2 separate regions of the Homo sapiens genome follow, and region 2 is linked to region 1. Evidence: chromatin loops called from intact Hi-C (ENCODE). Cell type or tissue: Calu3. All regions are shown on one strand.

The links. A loop is a pair of places that touch in the nucleus more often than their neighbours do. Peaks named below come from ENCODE experiments on the same cell type or tissue, not always from the same donor. Only the 100,000 strongest peaks of a DNase experiment are listed, where the experiment ranks them.
Region 2: a loop joins it to region 1, with 10 times the contacts of the local background. A loop is called at or near these places in 1 of 110 quality-filtered maps.

What each region holds. Positions count from the first base shown.
Region 1 is chrX:112,829,893-112,834,892 of GRCh38, forward strand. AMOT (angiomotin) reads right to left here. Exons shown (of 14, transcript NM_001113490.2): 2 at 2,402-2,478. Among named protein-coding and RNA genes, the nearest start is that of AMOT, 8.4 kb to the right of the region's middle. In Calu3, no CTCF peak of the experiment used is centred here; a DNase peak (open chromatin) is centred at 3,019.
Region 2 is chrX:114,054,850-114,059,849 of GRCh38, forward strand. No RefSeq gene overlaps it. Among named protein-coding and RNA genes, the nearest start is that of XACT, 440 kb to the left of the region's middle. In Calu3, no CTCF peak of the experiment used is centred here; no DNase peak of the experiment used is centred here.

The DNA.
Region 1 (5,000 bases):
AAAGAGGAGTAGACCACACCATCACATCCCCTTCTTTATTATCTCGAGAAAAGTATAAAGAGTCCCTGTAATTAGATGGAGCCTAAAATGAGAAAAGTTTAAGAATATACCTAGAAGCTGCCTGCTTGACCAATCTTTAACCGCCAATGCCAGACCACCCATTTTCATATCTACTTATATTTTATTTTACAAGTAATATAAGCACAGCATGCATTTATTTTTAATAAAGAAAAAAATCACTTATAATCCAAGCACCTCAACTTAAGCACTGTTAACATTATATTTCCTTTAGTTTTCCTATGTGTATTTGGGTTTTTACAAGCAATGAATTATTAATAAGATGTAATTTTGGATCCTGCATTTCACCTCACCATAAATACTTTTTCCATGTTGTGGCATAACTTCATAACATCGTAATGGCTGCATAATAGTGCATTAAACAAGTGTATCAGCATTCACTTACCCATTCTTCAATTATTAAGACATGTAAATTGCTTCCAATTTTATGCTAATCTAAATAATGTTACAAAAACATCTTTGTGATTTAACCTTTTTCAATATTGTAGATTGTTTCTTCATGATAGAATCCCAGAAGTGAAACTGATGGGTCAAGAAGCATAAATGTTTTTAGACAACCCACTAAAAAATAAAATTAGCAAAACACCAGAGTCCCATGAAATCCCTCCCTCATTTAATGAAAAATTCTCCCGCTCTCATTTTTCCACCAGGGCAGAGCAGGGCTCCTGGGAGGGAAAGAAGCCAAGAGAAGCAGTGTAGTATCCCAGTGGCTTGCGAAATGGCAGAGTGGAATGCGGGCTCCCCTGTGAATCCAGCTTGCATGCACTTGCCCCAAATTGCCACCCAGCCAAGAAGCTAATTAGTAAAAGCATCAGGTGGGTGAAAACAGGTTCATGGCCTGTAATAGCTTATATCATCTTTCATTTTTGCCCTTGGAAAGATCTGACAGTCAGCTTGAAGACATTCAGTTCTTGTGACCCAACCTGCTTACATTCTGAGAATTGAATTTGTCAGTTTTTAGATCCCAATCTTCAATATATCTTAAGGGACATTTTGCTGTATAGAACTAAGCAGGCATGATCAATGAGCCTGTGTGTGTAGCTCTATTTTCAGCCTCAGTTAAGGTGGCACATTTAAGGTCAGCCCTGTTTAATACTAGATGACTAAGTGACACCTGTCTTAAATGGTCAATGTATTATAGACAGAGGTTGATTTGCAGACCTGACCATAAAAATCATCCGGTCCTAAAGCAGGGGAGGCAATAGGTCAGAGATGCCCCTGGTTTAACAACAGTGGACACAACAGGCATTCCTTCCGTGACTTCTTAGCCAGAACTCTCAAAATAAGGCAGTTCTGCTGTCCATCTTCTCTTTGAAGATTTTTCCCTAATCCCTCTCCATCTATTCCTGACCTCAACTCTGCTCAACATGGAAAATGAATTCTCTATGATGACACTTATCACAGCAAATTTTCCATAAACTTTTACTGAGCACTTACTGTAGCCAGACATTGTGCTAGGTAAGGCCTAGGGTGGCAATAAATAAATAAATAAATAAATAAATAAATAAATAAATAAATAAAAAGAGAGCCCAGTACTTGAGGAGCTCCCAGTCAGGCAGAGGAGGCCCAATTCAACGGGAAAACAGAGGTATGAGCTAATAGCTCCGGCAACACATAGGGCTCTGCAAAAAACCCTGGGCTACCTGAAAAAGCTCCCAAGAGGAGGAAAATATCAAAAACCTATAAGCTGAGTAGAAGACATGGAGTGTGATGACCAATTTGACATCAAAGATAGGTTGAGATATATCTTTGGGAGTCATTAGCATATGGATGACAGCTAAGGTCATAAGAGAGGGCTGGACCATATTGACTAGGAACAGAACAGAACCCAGGATGAAACTAAACATGGACTTCTGGGGAAAAAAAAAAAAAGATCATTCAAGGGTTAGGTACTTTGCAAATGTGGGAGGGAAAGAAATTCCTTTATTTATCCCGATGGCCTTTCCTCCCATATATCTCCAAGCTAGACCTTGCAATACACAGCTCCAGGGACAGAAATCCCCAGCTGTAGTGTGGAGAGAAAAAAAGAAGTTAACTCTCACCTTTTAAGCTTCTGAGTGCCCTGGTAGCAATCACTATTACGGGTTGAGCCAGAAATGGAAAGGGAAGTTGCTAGACTGTAAGATCTTAGAGGGCATGGGCGGGGTGCGTGATTTTTCATTGTATGCATCCCAATACCTAAAACATTAACTGGTACATAAAATGTGCTTAATAGTTGCATACTGAGTGAATGATAACTTCCCCAAAACTTTGCTAGAGGCCACAGCAGGAGAAGAAAACAAAGAAAGACATGGAATAACAATAATAATAATGTTATTATTACCTTTAGTTTCTCAGCCTTCCTTCTAAGGAGACAAAAGCTCTTTCACTCTGCTATCTTATTTGTCCTTCTTAGCAGCTCTGTGGGGAAATAAAGGCAGATGTGATTAATTCCATTTTAGAACTGGAGAGGGAAGCTCAAGTCCAGAACAGATAGCTAATCATAACTAATTGGACCAGAATTTCACTGTTGCCCATTGGTAGGGCCAGCATTGGAACCCAGGTCTTGCGACTTCCTGCCCTGTGCTTGGTTCTAAGACATAACCCTCCACAGAATTGCCCCTCCAGTTTTTAAGAGGACAGTTCACAAGAGAAATTCATTAGGAAAGCAAACTCCTGAAACACTCTAACAGTATCTTGAGCAAGTGAGTGAGCTGCATCTAAAAGAAAGTAATCTGTTTCCCCACGCCAACACTGGGATGACTAAACCCAGTTCCCAGTGGGGCTCTACTAACATAATTGAGAGCTCCCTGTTTCGCTGTGCCCCTTTTCAAGGGAGCCCCATCTGCCTTCAGTCTGGTTTTTGTGTCTGAGTGGGGCTCAGGTGCTGACTGCAGGTGTGGCATCCAGCAGGTGTATGGACAGGAGCCAGCATTTCATATCTTCATACCAAAGGGCCTGAGTCACTCTCTGAAGGCAGAAGGCAGCCCCTCCTCCTCCTGCTGTTGCCTTGCAAGCACAGGGAACCTGCCTTGCCTGAGGTGCCACTGCAGAACTGAATCTAAACCCTGCCTTCCCAAGAAGGACTAAGGTGAGATTAAACCACAAATCATATAACCCAGCTAACTTTCTTATTTGCACAAACTACTGCAGGCATACACCTACACCGTGGGCACAGCATATGGGAACCTAGGTACAGAATGACCGTCACCTAAAGTGATGCGGGGAAAGGAGGGCCACAACTGGCCCATATTTTACATTTGGCTATAAAGCATTGACTCTACTGCAAATGGCCCTAAAATCTCAGAAGCAAGTACTCACCCCCCTAAAAAAAGGTGGAGTACAGTAAAAAGAACCTGCTAGAAATCTTGCACTCCTGTTCTCACCATAACCTCTTTCCTTCAGGCTTCCAAGGGAGAACCACTTAGCCTGGTCACAGAAAGCACCAGGTCAGAAAATTCATCATGTTCCCCTAACCAAAGCCCAACTGGTCCCAGCCTGAGGCAGACAGAATGTTCCTGGGAGTAAAGGGGGGGGGGGGGTCATCAAAATTTTCTTAGCTTCAAAAACTGTTTGCTTTTTAAAAAAACAATCTGCCTCCCCTACTCTCTCTCTCAGGCACACACACATAGACCAAAGAGAAACTAATTGTAGAAGAAAAAAATGAAATCTTACCTTAATAAAATGGTTTGTTGTCATTTGTTCTATTTCCCTAATTCATACGGGAAATTCAAATAAGCTTTGGTTTATAGCCCATGATCCAGAAAGCAAAACTGGCTACCACACTAAAATGTGATCATTGTATATAAACATAGTAAAACAAAACTCTGAACTGAAAATCTAAATGTAATAAAGAGGAATTAGGTTTCTTCAAAACAGGCAATCTAAATAATTTTCCCCATCTGTGATTTTTATCTTAGTTTGCTATCACATGGAACAAATGTCACTAATTCAATGCAAATACATGCCCCTTGAAAACAACCAAAATGAGTAAGGGATGTACTAATTAGCTTCCTAATGGGGAAGGTTTTAATTGAGCTATTCTTTAACAATCTTCATCAAAGTTTCCAGGGCAACTTCATAAAAGGATGTCAAACCTGGCCCATATTTTTATTCCCTTAAAAATAATTTTCAATACACAGAAACACAGAAAGCTGATTTCTCTTCAATGCTGTTAACACTCAGGCCACTACATTTTCTGATGTCAGCAATCCCCTTCCCACAAATATTCCAAGTATGCACCACCGTCATTCTCCTTTCAATTATGTGGTTTCTCTGCTCCTTTACTGATTGAGTCCAGGCCTCTCGGATAATGAGAAGCATGTGCAGGGAAAATATGCTCTTAAAAAACACATACATCAGTTTTATCTGCATTATAAAGAGGAGAGCAGATCGTTTGTCCATATCAAAAAGATTGAAATGTGAAGTTTGCTATGGGGTATATATAAGGGGAAAAAAAGATCAGTATCAATGCCTAAGGTTGATAGGGGGGCGGCACAGTTATTGTGATCTGATGTGACACCAATAAGAAGAAGGGAGACTCTCCACCAAATCCACCCTTTCTAGCTTGGCCACATTTATATTTCATGTTATCTTAATGTTTCTTTTGGGGGTATTTAAGTTCTGACATACACATGGAAATGAGCCACGAATTGTACAGCAAGCATAAATATTCCATCATTAATAAAATCCAGCTGTGTATAAAACACTACAATGGCTGGGTTTCAGTTACTGGCTATCATCAGTATGTGTCACAAGCAAATATTACTGAAAACTTTCTCCCTTAAAACGTGCATGCGCACACACACAGAAGTTTGCTTTATTCTTTTTCATCTTTTGGAGGAGCTTTGAATAACTCACTGATCTCTATAGCCCTTTTCAACTAACGTTTCTTTTTGAAGCTATTTTTCACCACCCTGTAAGATGCTAGAGTCCTCTTATTT
Region 2 (5,000 bases), 1.2 Mb after region 1:
TGCTGCACTTTATGTGAATAATCAGGCTGATAAAAGAAAAACTTCAGCCAAATTAAACTTAAAGGAGTTTAATTGAGCAATGAACAATTCGTGAATCAGGCAGACCCCAGAATCACAGCAGATTCACAGAAACTCCAGGGGTGCCTCGTGGTCAGAACAAATTTATAGACAAAAACGGTAAAGTGACGTACAGGAATCGGATGTGAGGTACAGAAATAGTGAGATTGGTTGCAGCTCAGCGTTTGCCTTATTTGAACGCAGTTTGAACATTCAGCAGTCTGAGTGGTTGAAGTATGTCCACTGAGTTTGGCCAACACTCAGCAATTGTTACAGGTATATACTATTAAGTTAGGTTTTCAACTTTGTCTGACTATTCAGCTAGGTTACAGTTCATTCTCAAGGACTCAAATATAGAAGTATGGAGTCCTTCTCAGGCCATATTTAGTTTGCTTTGACAAAGCAAACTATAATAAGCCTAATACTTACGTTGCATACAAGCTGCTAGTATTAAAATTTCTCTTTAATAGAAAAAGAGGGCTAGAGAGAGACAGAGAAATTGTTTCAAAAGAAAAGTGTATAACATTTGTTACTAGATTTTAGCCCTGATTTTTGTTTTCCAGTGCAGAGTGAACCATGAATTATTTCTTGGCTACAATAATCCTCTAAAGGATGCTAGATTATAATTCTTATTCATGGTTTTAGCTGATGCCCTCATGGAATAGATTCATTTTTCTGTTCTGACACACAAGTACTCTTTGTCAAATTATTAATGTTTTTTATTTCTCCTTGTTTTATTTCCAGGGAAACCAAATCATGGTATTCTGAAGACCAGAGATGATAATCTCCCTCATTTGGCTTCCCACTGGGTCCGATCTGTTATTCACTACAAATGCCCAGCTGCTAAGACTACACAAGCACACTCCCTGTAGGCCCAGGAACTATTGCAGAAGAAATGGGTGTATGAGATTTTAAGGGCTGGTTTTTGAGGGATATAATTAAGTCAAGGTCACAACCTCCAAATGAAGTTTGGGTACAAAGATGCCTAAACAGCTGGTAAAACAATGGCCTTTGCTTCTTGAGCTATTATGGGGCACCTTTGCATCCACCCCAGCTATTAAGAATTTCCTTCTCCTGGGCCAGGCACGGTGGCTCATGCCTGTAATCCTAGCACTTTGGAAGGCTGAGGCAGGTGGATCACGAGGTCAGGAGATCGAGACCATCCTGGCTAACACGGTGAAACCCCGTCTCTACTAAACATACAAAAAATTAGCCGGGCATGGTGGTGCACACCTGTAGTCCCAGCTACACTGGAGGCTGAGGCAGAATTGCTTGAACCTGGGAGGTGGAGGTTGCAGTGAGCCGAGATGGCACCACTGCACTCCAGCCTGGGCAACAGACTGAGACTCCATATTAAAAAAAAAAAAAAGAAAAGAATTTCCTTCTCCTGTAGAATGAAAAGAAAATAATTTTTGATAGGATAAACATACGCCGTGACAAAGCCTCCTGGGTATAAGACTCCCAGCTATGAACTGTACAGATAGATATATATTTCTTTAAAAAAATGTTTTCCAAACAATGCTTGTGTTTTATAGAGCTAATTGCTATAAGTCTGTAACTGAAACCAAGATTACAGTAACTCAACAAATAGAAGTTTAAAATAAGCCAGCTTTGGGCCAGGCACAGTGGCTCATGCCTGTAATCCCAACACTTTGGGAGGCCGAGGTGGGTGAATCACTTGAGGCCAGGAGTCCAAGACCAGGCTGGACAACATGGTGAAATCCCGTTTCTACTAAAAATACAAAAATTAGCCAGCTAATATAATTTACTTTTTTTTTTTCTGAGACAGAGCCTCACTCTGTTGTCCAGGCTGGAGTGCAGTGGTGCGATCTTGGCTCATTGCAACCTCTTTCTCCTGGGTTCAAGCTACCTGGGAGACTGAGGCAGGAGAATCACTTGAACCCAGGAGGCAGAGGTTGCAATGAACTGAGATTGCACCACTGCACTCCAGCCTGGGCAACAGAGTGAGACTCTGTCTCAAAAAAAAAAAAAAAAAAGTAAATTTTGTAACCTCTCCTTTGGCTTTTTGTTTGTTGGCTTTCTACTTTAAAAAATAATAATAATTTTAAGGGGTAATAAATGCCTGTCCACGTCCATTTCTATCTCACCTAGAACAATTAGTTGGATGTAAGTCTTGTTGACCCTAAGTCCCTTGGCCACTTAGCCAAAGGGAGGGACAGAATGGACCCAGGGCAGGCAACCATGGCATCCCGGCAATGCTTACGGGACAAAAGCGAGGACTAAGCTATGATGTTTTTATCTTGCCCAAATTCCTATCTAAGGGGTCTGGGGAGTCATGCCGTACAAACTATAAATTCTCATCAGATGGTTTTTATTTAACCCTATATATTGTGACATACTTTCCAACCTGACTCTGCCATAACACTACGAGACAAGGAAGAAAATAAAAATATTTTACCCCAAAACATATTTCTTTGCCATATCTTGAAATGGCCCTGTAAAGCTGTTTTTTTTTTTTTTTTTTTGGTGGGGGGAAATTTGCATCTGTAAAGAATCTCTATTAACATAGCTAGATCTTTTTATTCCAGGCCCTCCCAATCCTAAAAAAATTAACTAAAGTTCTAGCGCCTTTTAAACATCTGAATAGGAAACATTTGTCATCTATTGTCTCTAAGGGAAGCCACTATAAGACTTCAAAAGAACCTTGATCTCCACAATCTTTTTTTTTTTTTTTTTTTTTTTTTTTTTTGAGATAGCGTGTCGCCCTGTTACGCAGCCTGGAGTGCAGTGGCACGATCTCAGCTCACCGCAACCTCTGCCTCCCGGTTCAAGCAATTTTCCTGCCTCAGCCTCCCCAGTAGCTGGGATTACAAGCGTCTGCCACCACGCTCAGCTAATTTTTTATATTTTTAGTAGAGACGGGGGTTTCACCATGTTGTCCAAGCTGATCTCGAACTCCTGACCTCAGGTGATCCACCTGCCTCGGCCTCCCAAAGTGCTGAGATTACAGGCGTAAACCACTGAGCCCAGCTGGTCTCCACAATCTTTTATCTTAACCTGTACATTTCTTTCTATCTATCCCAGGTCTTTAGACAAACTCAACCAGTTGTCAACCAGAAAATGTTTAAATTTACCTACAGCACTTTGAGTTGTCCCGCCTTTTGGACCAAACCAATGTATTTCTTAAATGTATTTGATTGACCTCTCATGCTAAAACCAAGTTGCACCCCGACCACCTTGGGCACTTGTTCTCAGGACCTCCTGAGGGCTATGTCATGGGCCACGATCACTCATATCTGGCTCAAAATAAATCTCTTCAAATGTTTTACAGAGTTTGACTCTTTTCATTGACAAAAGTACAATTTTGTGGCCATTGATGTTGCCTCTGAAAAATCTTGGCCAGAAAGGGGAGAATGTAAACGAAAAATAAAATTTAAAAGTCCTCCAGCAACCCAACTGAATGGACTCCCTCCTTGGCCAGGGCACCCTAAAATGTAACCTGAAAGACTGGTTGAGGCTGTGATGGGAAGTGGGGGTTGGACATGCCTCATTATACCCCTCCAGTATTAACATCGACACAAACCTTAAGTCTGTTAATAAACATTTACAGTCTGTTCTCTCTAATGCCTGCTACTTGGAGGCTTCATCCGTATGATAAAACTCAGGACTCCACAACCCCTATCGTAACCCTGACATTCCTTTCTGTAGATAATAACTCTTTCAACCAATTGCCAATCATTTATTTATTTATGTATTTTTTGAGACGGAGTTTCACTCTTGTTGCCCAGGCTGGAGTGCAATGGAGCAGTCTCGGCTCACTGCAACCTCCACCTCCCGGGTTCAAGCAATTCTCCTGCCTCAATCTCTCAAGTAGCTGGGATTACTGGCATGTGCCACCATACCTGGCTAATTTTGTATTTTTAGTAGAGATGGGGTTTCACCATGTTGATCAGGCTGGTCTCAAACTCTTGACCTCAGGTGATCCACTCACCTCAGCCTCCCAAATTGCTGGGATTACAGGTGTGAGCCACCGCACCAGGCCCAGGGTATGTTTAAATCTACCTATGACCTGGAAGCACCCACAACCCTGCTTCGAATTATCCTGCCCTGCCAGATAAAATCAATGTAAATCTTACCTGTATGGGTAGATGCATTGTAGCAGGACGAGCCACAGACACCGAGTTGAGGAAGGAGAGGGCTTTATTTGGCCAGGCGCGTCGGCAGAGTTACGTCTCAAAAAACTGAGCTCCCAAGTAAGCAATCCCTGTCCCTTTTAAGGGCTTACAACTCTAAGAGTGTCCGCGTGAGAGGGTCGTGAATGATTGAGCAAGCAGTGGGTACATGACTGGGGGCTGCATGCACTGGTAATCAGAACGGAACAGAACAGGACGGATTTTCACGATGCTTTTCCATACAATGTCTGGAATCTATAGATAACACAAGCAGTTAAGTCAGGGGTTGATTTTTAACTACCAGCCCCAGGGTGCGGCTCCGGGCTGTCTGCCTGTGGATTTCACTTCCGCCTTTTAGTTTTTACTTCTTTTTTCTTTGGAGGCAGAAATTGGGCATAAGACAATATGAGGGGTGGTCTCCTCCCTTAGCATTATGTCTCCCTAAAATGTATAAAAGCAAGCTGTACCCCAACCACCTTGGGCCCATGTCATCAGAATTTCCTGAAGCTGTGTCACATGCACGTCCTTAACCTTGACAAAATAAACTTTTTAACTTGATTGAGACTTGTCTCAGATCTCAAGCTCCTTGTCTCAAGAAATTCTCCCCGCTCAGCCTCTCAAAATGTTGGGGTTACAGGCTTGAACCGCTGCACCTGGCCACCTTAAGACAATTTAACTGGGAGGGAGTGTCTACTGAATTGTTGTTTTTCAAAGGCTTTCTAAATATTATATTTTTAAAGCTGAGAAGCAGTTATCTTTTATTTTTCAATTGCCAAAAAGATAGAAATTTCTTAACTCTCCATCCTTTTT